2 separate regions of the Homo sapiens genome follow, and region 1 is linked to region 2. The links are chromatin loops, found by intact Hi-C in ENCODE. Cell type or tissue: Calu3. All regions are shown on one strand. Region 1 holds the start of MIR1302-6 (microRNA 1302-6). Region 2 has its middle 51 kb from the start of MIR1302-6.

What was found. Hi-C counts contacts between places; a loop is a spot of excess contacts. Peaks named below come from ENCODE experiments on the same cell type or tissue, not always from the same donor. Only the 100,000 strongest peaks of a DNase experiment are listed, where the experiment ranks them.
Region 1: it touches region 2 in a loop (4-fold over the local background); 3 of 110 quality-filtered maps call a loop at or near these places.

Annotation. Positions count from the first base shown.
Region 1 is chr7:18,124,657-18,129,656 of GRCh38, reverse strand. It overlaps MIR1302-6 (microRNA 1302-6), which reads left to right and starts at 2,348; the gene lies at 2,348-2,437. It also overlaps a transcript of HDAC9 not described here. In Calu3, no CTCF peak of the experiment used is centred here; no DNase peak of the experiment used is centred here.
Region 2 is chr7:18,175,655-18,180,654 of GRCh38, reverse strand. It overlaps a transcript of HDAC9 not described here. Among named protein-coding and RNA genes, the nearest start is that of MIR1302-6, 51 kb to the right of the region's middle. RefSeq lists enhancers at 2,225-2,334, 2,999-3,143 and a cis regulatory region at 3,063-3,080. In Calu3, no CTCF peak of the experiment used is centred here; DNase peaks (open chromatin) are centred at 1,394, 2,274 and 3,094.

The DNA.
Region 1 (5,000 bases), 51 kb after region 2:
ACAAGACTGCACAAGCTACAGATAATTGAATATGCAAAAAGACAGTAAAGTATTTAATCAACTATAATAACAAAGTTAAATATTCTGCTTTCCTCAGGTTTTAATATTGTATTAAAAACTGGACAGAATCATAAGTAAAATAAAAATTAGTTAAATTTATGTGTACATGCCTTCAGACACATTAGTACACATAAGACCCTACTAAATGCTGACTCATTTTATAGGTTCTATAGGCTTATTAATTAAAACTTAAAAGGTGAATAAAACAAGGTCCTCTCTCAATGAATTTAGAGTCTAGCATGAGAGAAAGACACATTATAACAACTCTGGAATTACAGAGAGAAGAAAGAAAACAAACCTACCTAGGCACATGAAAAAATAATTTCCATGGTATATCAGTTTAAAAACTGTTTTTCAATAGAATTTCAGTGTTAATGAAATCCTAAGAGTTCAATGAGGATTATACTCACATTTTAGATATAATGAAATCTATTCAGTGACTTCTTCAATAGCCATACAAATAGTAGGTAAGAGGAAGACACGAGAGTCAAATCCCAGTCTCCTTGCTTCAATCACAGCATTGTTCTCTTTAACATATTTGAAAGGATTAGGGGCTTATGTTATGTTCTCTCTCTTGCGAAAAAGCACATGAGGAGAAATGCGCTCTGGAAATCCAGATAAGGCAATGTAACTATATCACTTCTGGAAAGCTAGCTCCTAAAAGTCCTGTTCTCAGCCTGTTAGAGTGGCAAGAAAGGAAGAAAAGGAAAAAAATGAGCAATGAGAGAGGGAGGGAGAAAAAAAGAGAGACAGGAAGAGAGGGAAGGAAGACAAGGAAAAGGAAAGAGAATCAGGATTCAGCTGTACTAATCATAAGGAATAAAGAGACATGGCACAAAGACCCATTAAGAAGCTATCTTCCCTAACCCCTACCATTTAGGTAAAACATGCCATTCAATTTTTTGAATACATCTGTTTTGTCTGTAGTCAAATCTAAGTGCATGGCTGACTGCAGAGACCTTGGGGAACAGCCTTTCCAGATCCCCTGCTTCTATTCCAAGGCATCTGCACATAGTTCAGATGCTTTTTGTAATCACTCAGCTACCCTAAGGTGTCCTGAGAAGCAGTTCTGAGAAAGGTTCATGTGGCTTGAGGCTTCCCAACTCTGTTGAAGCCAGTAACAAACTAATAAAGACCTCGGCTATCATTCAATCCCACCCCTGCTTGATTTTACAGACAACAAAGCCAAGATTCAGAGAGATGAAAGGAGCCACATTCATCCATAACATACTGTTAGCTGACCCAAAACTATCATTCTTATTGCAGCCACATTATGGCTAACAGCACACGCTTCCTGCTTAGTGGTCTGAAAAGACTTTGAGGCCCCAGTTAAAGTCCTTAAGGTAACTAGATAATAAAACAATCCTACTGATTTACCCAGTGGTTTCCAAGCCAGTCTCTGAGATTTTTTGGTAAAGGTACAAGTTTCCTAGAGTTTGGGCAGAGAACATAAGGTGCTGGCTTGGATTAGCTTCACTGAGAAGCGTCTGGTCTGCTACTATGTTGGTATATAGCTAAATGGTTGGATACTGAGAACCGTAACTTTTCCCTCTGTATTCTTGTTACTCAAGAAATAAAAATTGTATTGTAAAAGTGTTACCTTTTACTAAGTGAAAATATAGTTTAAGAATTGTTAGAGACCTCAATCATCTACTAATTCTTTGAAAAGTATTTTATAAAGTTTTTTTTAAATGCACGAAAATTGTCTTCAAAATTTGTTTAGTATACAAGAATCAAAAGCAAAAGAAATCTGAATAATAATAATAATCAAATTTTAGATAAAATTAAAAACATAAAGTCACCAACAGGTTCTGTGGGAAAAATACCCTATCAGAATAACTAAAAGAATGGTCTTAAGCTCTTCTTTTTCTTTGCACAGGGTCTAAAAATTTTGGCCTCTAGAGTTACCCTGCATTAAAGCATGGCTGTGTTAAGTAAATACATAACTTGAAAAATATAATCACTGAAGACATTAGCTCTGACAAACAGGCTAATCCTATTCCTTTTTTAAAATAGTCACTAGACACTTTGAAAACCAGAGAGAATAAGGTCCCCAGTTAATGTTTAAGTTTACCTGAGCAGGTAAACTGCAAACTAAAGAAGCAAAGAATGGGGTTAATAAGCCAAAGCCAGAAGTACAGAGGGAGCAGGGAAGCAGATAAAGGGGTTCCTGGACAGACTTAATGCCTAGAGAAGGAGAGAGAAGGAAGGGACACTACTAAGGTTTCCAAATTTCACAAGTAATAATAAAACATGACACCCACTTAAATATAAATTTCAGATAAGCAACAAATAATTTGGTAATATATGTATGGCCCACACAATATTTAGGACAACAATATTTGGGACATACTTATGCTAAAAAAGTATTTGTTGATAATATAAAATTCAAATATTACTAGGTGTCCTATATTTTTTTCTGACAATCTAGACACTGGTGAAGAGAAGCACAAACTCACAAGTCACACTAATATTGATTCATATCCCAGCTCTATCAATGATCTTATGCAAGTTCTTTAAATTCTCTGAGAATCACTTGGAACCTAACAGCATTGCTGCAAAACCAAAATTAGATAATATTAAAATGCCCAGGCATCAATAACTATTCATTTATCCTCTTTCGTTCACGTACTTCACAGTTTTGTCTGGAGCTAACTTGGATTAGAAAGATACTTTTTCATGCAGATTACTAATTTTAATCCCAATTGCTCTTCCTTGAATGCGGACAATATATAGGGTGCTTAAAATCTTAGCTTATAATCAAACTACTACTATCTTTAATCCAAACAGAAATACAGTTTGATTTGGGGAAAATGTTTAGAGCAAATTGACAGCCAGCACTAGTAAACCCCTCACTCTCAGAAATTGGTAGTTTCCACAGAATGATTGGACTTTCTGTGGCCAATAAACTAAATTGAAAAATCTCCAGCCAACTGTAATAAACACAGAATTGAAGCTAATAAAACACCACAGGGCATTTCAAGGTAACTCAGCAGGAGAGAGCTCACCAATATAGATGTGTTTACAGATGGTGACTAAAGATATAATAATTAATCTGCTTTTGAACTAATGAACAAATCACATGCTTCCTTAAAATACAAAGCACAAAGCTCTTAGCTGCTAATTAAGTTCAGGAGTGGAATAAACACTTGATTTGCAGGAAAGGATAAGGCTCATAAACAGTAATATACAGCTATCCAAGTCTTGCCTGTCTGACTCAGAAAAAACACGTGCTCTATTCAGAATGTAAAAACTGACCCAACGCTATCATTCACCTGGGGTTTTCAAGTCTTAACAAGATCCAAGATAATTTTTTATTAGATGTAATGTACTTCCTCAAGGATCTTTTACAAAGTAATTATTCTAAATTGGCTATAAGAATGCTAAATGTAGTATTTTAAAATAATAATAATACATAAAGCTTGTACAAGTTCAACCACAGGACACAAGCGAATCAATACCAGAAATCCAATAAATCAGTTATTCTCTATCCCCTTTGTAAGTGTTTAGAGTAGTTGACTATATAAATAGGAAAGAATTTCTCATACAAAATTTAATGGAACCAGATTTCTTCTCCTAGATGAAAGAAGGAAGAAGGAAAACATACAGGTAGATAGACCAACAAATAAACAAATGATAGCCAGATAGACTCAGGGTTGACAAACTACAGCCTGTAGGCCTGTTTCGGCACCACTTACAAAGTAAGAGTGTTTTCACATTTTTAAATAGTTTTTTAAAAACTCAACAGAAAAATATTTTATGACACATGAAAATTATATGAAACTGAAGGAAACACAAGGAAGTTGTCCATAGCTAAAGTGTTAATGGAACACGGCCAACTTGCTTAGCTATTGTGCATGGCTGCTTTTCTGCTACAAGGGCAGAGTAGTTGTAACACAGACCATATGGCCCACAAAGCCTAAAATATTTACTATCTTGCTGATAGTAAATATGAATGGTATGCCGACCCCTGAGATAGATAAGTAGATAACACAGACTGTAATCCCTGTCTACATGTCCCAAAAGGTTTCCAAAGTGTTGTCATTAAAATCACCACAGTACTTCAGAATTTATTTTATCATCACTTAAGAAACAAATCATATATATCATGAGCCAGTCCTCATCTTGTTGCTCCATTTAACACACACACACACACACACACACGCATATATATATGTGTTAGTGTATATATACATTCCCTTGGAAAAAAGAGATTCAGGAAAGTCCTAGAAACTCAGCGTCTCAACAGAGGATCTCTGTGCCATCTCCCCTCACAGCCCCAAAACCTTTGATGTTGCCTTCACAGCCCCTTCCCCTCTCCAGTCCTTGATCTTCACTTGCACTGCAGCCTGTCCTAGGCAGTGTCCCGGGTGGCAGGAATTGATATGGCTGAGACAAAGGGTAAAAGATGGGGGGGTACCCTCATTCCCCAGGACTGCTGCAGCTGTTCTCAGCCACGAGTCAACTTCCTCCAACACACCTTTCTCCCTCCTCATCATCAAATCTGGCTATTTATCAAAAATATAAGAAGATAATACCTCAGTATTACAGACTCAAGAACACACTCTTTCTGCTTTAATGTTCTTTTATCTTTCTCTACAGTGCTAGGATGAAAAAGTGTGAAGGGCAGAGAAGCTTCCCCCAACAACCACTGTCATCTATTTCCTCTGTTGCTAACAATGTTAAAAAAAAAAAAAGAAAAAGAAAGAAAGAAAAACTGAGAAAATATCAGTCATCTGTTCCTTTTGGGATCAGAGGCAGAAGTGTAAGAAAAATGCAGTGAGGTTGTGTGTTGCTCTAGAATGGGCAATATGGAAAGCAGAAACCCTGTCAGTAACAGCAGCTGGGGGCAAGGCAAATGGAAGGAACCAGATCAATCTCTTGGATTCTTAAATAAATAAACAAATACATAAATAAATAAAGTGAAATGAACCCATGAC
Region 2 (5,000 bases):
TTAGTTAGGGCAGATTGGGGTTTCCAACAGGTATTTCTTGGCTCCTTCTGGTATTCTTATTCTTTCCAATTTACTCTGCTACCTGCCACATGTTATACAGCCCATTGAGTTCTGACACTCTTTGATCTAATCTAGGTACCAAATACAACCTCTCATATGGCCGCAGGATGGAAATTGTAAAATGATCAATCTCTCATACTCATCAATCTTATCAGTGACTTAGCTGATTTGGAAAAAAAAAAGAAAAAAGAAAATCACTTGACAAAAATGACAAAACAAAGTTGCTAGCACAAGGTCCAGAAAGAAACACAGAGCAAACATTTTCAATGCACCATATATAATGAATTTACAGCAGCAAATGTCCATAGGTTAAGAATGTGGTGTGTGTGTGTGTGTGTGTGTGTGTGTGTGTGTGTGTGTGTGTGTGTATGTGTCTTGGGGAGGGTGCTCACAAGAAATGCTGGCATGACAAACAGTGTAAAAACACATCAAAAGATGAAGCAAGGCAACTAAGGCGCTCACTACTGGGGGTAGGATAAAGTAAGGAGCTGACATGTAATTTGAAAAGGATGGCATAATTCTATGTGCTCAAAAGTGAGCAAACCTAAAGACAGAGACAAATCTGGAAATTGTGACAGAGCTGGGAGATGATGGTTTTAGGCCTCAATCTCATCAGTGTGGAGAGGCTTATAGACATGAGATTTTTGTGACATTCAAAAAAGGATAGTTACAGGTCACGGTTGAGAGAAAAAAGCACATATTTATGTGTGATCATTCTAAATGAACATGTGATACTTTACTATCTCTTGTACAATTACATCTTTTATGATACCAACATAACAAATTCATGACATATTTTCCAAATGAGGAATCTGGGACAAAGGGAGATTTACTAAATAAAAGATAGATGACAGGTGTTTCCAGAGCTGCGTTTAAGTCCTTGGGCTTTTACTAAGAACTTCAAATATGCATTTGTATAATTTCTCATTAATAGATAAACAGATAAGGTAATAAAATATTCAAAGAAAAGACGTTTGGGTTTATTTAGACCCAATGAGTGTGAACACCATTTTTCCTTAGGAGAGGGAGGGTAGAGAATGGAAAGAAATATAAGAGAGGTAGAAGCAAAAAAAACAAAGCTTATTCATCCTTATATAGTGGTTAAGAACATAGAACCCCAACAGGATATAAACATTTCTTTAATGATCCTGCAGTAATAACAAGCAAAATAAACAGTCAAACCTTAACATGTCCCTCCTCCCTTAGGACCTCAGCTTTACCTTGTAGTTTAAGAATTAGTCACTCATTTGGACTGGGGCAAGTCCCTATGGATTCAGAGAGTTTGCAATCAACTAATGGGTTATGGCATTATTGTTAGTGGATGATACCCCACAGGAGGCTGGACTATTGCATCAGTCAGGGTAAAGACATACTTGCTATGTGTGTGACAAACAAAAGCCTACCCAAGGTGGTTCCTCAGAGAACTCTGAATGAAAGACATGCAGTGCTTGCTTGTTCCACATCTGTTATTTCCATAATCTTTAGAAAAATAAGCTTCCTGGGCAAATATGAAAGGAACTCCATTTGACCAGATACATTCCAAAGTAAGAGATCTTGTTCTCCATTAAATGCCATACCACAACACTGTCAAATAATGAAGCCAAAAACACATCTTTAATGGAGACACACAGAAAGTTTAAGATCCTAATTTAATCTTAATAAAGACTTCAACCATTATATTAAAATATTTATTAGTCTATCACTTTAAATAAGAGGAACTGAAAATGTATACAGATTGAAAAGTCACAAATTTTAAGCCGGATGTTTTCCTTTCTATGTATTTTACTGAAGGTCCTCAGAAACGTAGTATATTTAAAAGTTACTGCTAATTATACAGTATGCAAAACTGTATTACTTTTTAAAAGTATAAAGAATGTTGGATCAATGAATTCTAAACTAACTTAAAACAATTTCCTGCTCAACCACAATTAAAAATCATGTCACTCTTTCCACTATTCTTAACCACAATACATATTTGTTTTGGGAGAGAGGTGGTTTATAAGCATTGAAACAGGGAGAAGTTCAAGTTACTAAAAGGAAAGAGGGTGGTAGGTCTGCTTCTACCGCTGTGCTAGCTGAAGAAGAGCCAAACTTAGCAACTTCCCCACATTTAGAGAACTCAGTATGAAACCACAAGTCTTGCAAACAATGACTACCCTATTGCAATGTTTGTTGTTCAATGAATAGATAAGCCACCTTAGAAAGAGGGGGGCCGGGTGCAGTGGCTCACGCCTGTCATCCCAGCACTTTGGGAGCCCAAGGCATGCAGATTGCCTGAGGTCAGAAGTTCGAGACAAGTCTGGCCAACATAGTGAAACCCTGTCTCTACTAAAAATACAAAACAATTAGCCAGCATGGTGGCATGTGCCTGTAATCCCAGCTACTCGGGATGCTGAGGCAAGGGAATTGCTTGAACTAGGGAGGTGGAGGTTCCAGTAAGCCAAGATTGTGCCACTGCACTCCAGCCTGGGTGACAGAGCAAGACTCTGTCAAAGAGGAGAGGGGAGGGGAGGGGAGGTGGAGGAGGGAACGGGAGGGAAGGGGAGGTAGGGGGATGGAGGAAGTTCAGTGGATAGCACTAGAGGTGAAAAGAACCGAAAGTCAACAAATGAATAAGCAAAAAGAAAAGGGATATGATTCATGACACATATGAAACAGTTTGGTTTTGCTCAGGTATATTCAACTGCTTCCCTCCTCCCCAATTCCATGCCCCTAGCACCACTATAATCAGCCTCCTCACAAAGTGCCCTTTATTCTTCACTTATTTGGCTCCTTTTGTGTGCTGGGCAGTATATTACTTAACTAAGAGAGCAACCATAAATACAGCTGCCAACTGCTTCACTCTATATACACCCCACAAAATGTACTTAGATGTCCCTTGCCCTCAAAAAGCTAAGCCTATTAGAGAAGACAACCCCAGTACTAAGGTAAGTTCCAGAACTGAGAGAGGTAACAAATGTCAGCGTCACCCAGGAAGGCCTCACAGAAGAATGGAGTAGGAGCTGGGTGTTGAAGATAAGTAAACAGGACACTCCCAGTGGTGAGGAAGGGTCATTCAAAGGCCTCCAAGCAAGAAAACTGGACCTGGGGAAGGTAAGCAGCTCTACATGTTGAACAGAGTGGGGTTCATTGAGGAGAAAAATAAGATAAGCCTGAAAAGGGTACGGGTTCTTATATACCTTAAATAGATGTGATAGAGAGCCACTGACATTTCTTATACAGGGCAGTGACTATATCAGAGTTAGGCTGAGAAGAGATTAATCGCACCATAGACAACAGACTTGCTAATCAGGAAGCTCAGACACAGATCCATCCGTCTTCAAGCAACTTCACAGAATTTAAATGCAGGTACTAACAGGGTGTACCCAATTTCCCTTCATTTCCCTTCCTCCTCACGTATTTTATTTTCCATAACTTACTTATATAGACCCCAAATCTTTTCTGGACTTAGGCAGAATAAAAGAAAAAGAAAGAAAACTAAGAAAGGTAGGAAGGCAGATGGGTAGGCGGATTATCAGTTCTCCCAACAGAAGGGAAAATGACATACAATGTCTACTTTGACATACTTTATTGAAATTCAAAGACTCGATAGTGTACATTACCTAACTCAAGTTATGGTATGTATTATTTTTCCAATATCTATAGTTGGCTTCCTGCATTTTTCTGCTAATTTCTAGGTTCTTTCATTGACATACCACGACCTGTTAAAATCTTTCAATTTACTGTTTCACTTTAAACATAAAGCCAAAGTAAGATACATCCAACTCTTCTTTAATAAAAAAGGAAGCACAATAATACAGACAAAAGGATAAAAATGCATTAAAAAATAACATAAAAATTATCCAAACATGATGAAATAATCTGTACACCAAAGCCCTGTGACACACAGTTTACCTGTATAACAAATCTGCACATGTACCTCTGAACTGAAAATAAATTTTTTAAAAAATTACCCAAACAGAATTTTCATAGCTGTATACTTTCATTTTCTAAGAGTTTAAAAAAATCTCTAATTATAATAATTTTTCAATACACATAAAATGATAGGAGACAGGGCTTTTGGAAGATCTAGTTAACAGTCACTGGGTTAATAACTTATTTTACAGACAGTATACCCTAAACAATAGTAACATATCCCAAAATTTACATGTCCATGAACCACCAAGCAAATATTTGGAATTCCAGTGACAAACCAAACAAGTAACTACAATGACTTGCAATATTTTTTTCCTTATCAGACAGAGATTTCAAAAACAGAGGTTCAAGATAACAGTCTGGCTTTTCCCATTTGTACGGCATTCCTGGATCTTCAGAAAGCACTGGAGATCTCAAGACCAGAAAAACACAGGGAAGGAAATCAAGCAGGCTTTCCAGTAACAGCAGACCGAAAAACTGTCACCAGCTTTTATTAAACATGTTTACATTCCTAGAGAGTCCAAAACTCATGACTAGTTTTTCTCATGAATAATGTCATTTTGACATTTCTTTCTGAAAAACAATTTCTTCTGAGAGTTAAAGATAAAAGGTGAGTGCTTGGTCATACACCACTATGATTATCTGCCCTCTCACAGAACTCACAGAATTCCAAAGAAGGCAGAATTACTAGGGCAAATTCCAGCTCCAAAGGAAAAATCCCCAGCTCACCCAGAACACTTTCCAGTGGAACTACATTACTGGTATGAAGAGAACATTTTCTTGGACATTAAGAGCCTGGGAGAAAAGGTTAATTATGCAATGATATGTGAGGAGCAACCATCTATCATAAGCAGCAAGAGCCTTATATAATCAAGTGCCAGGAAGTTATTCTAAAAAAAGGGGGGGGGGGGTTAAAAATAATTTTACAGATTACCTCAAAGCTTATCAATTTCCTATAAATCAATACAATATTTTTTAAAAGTTCACCAATAATATGGTCATGAGTCTTTCATTTGGATATTAAA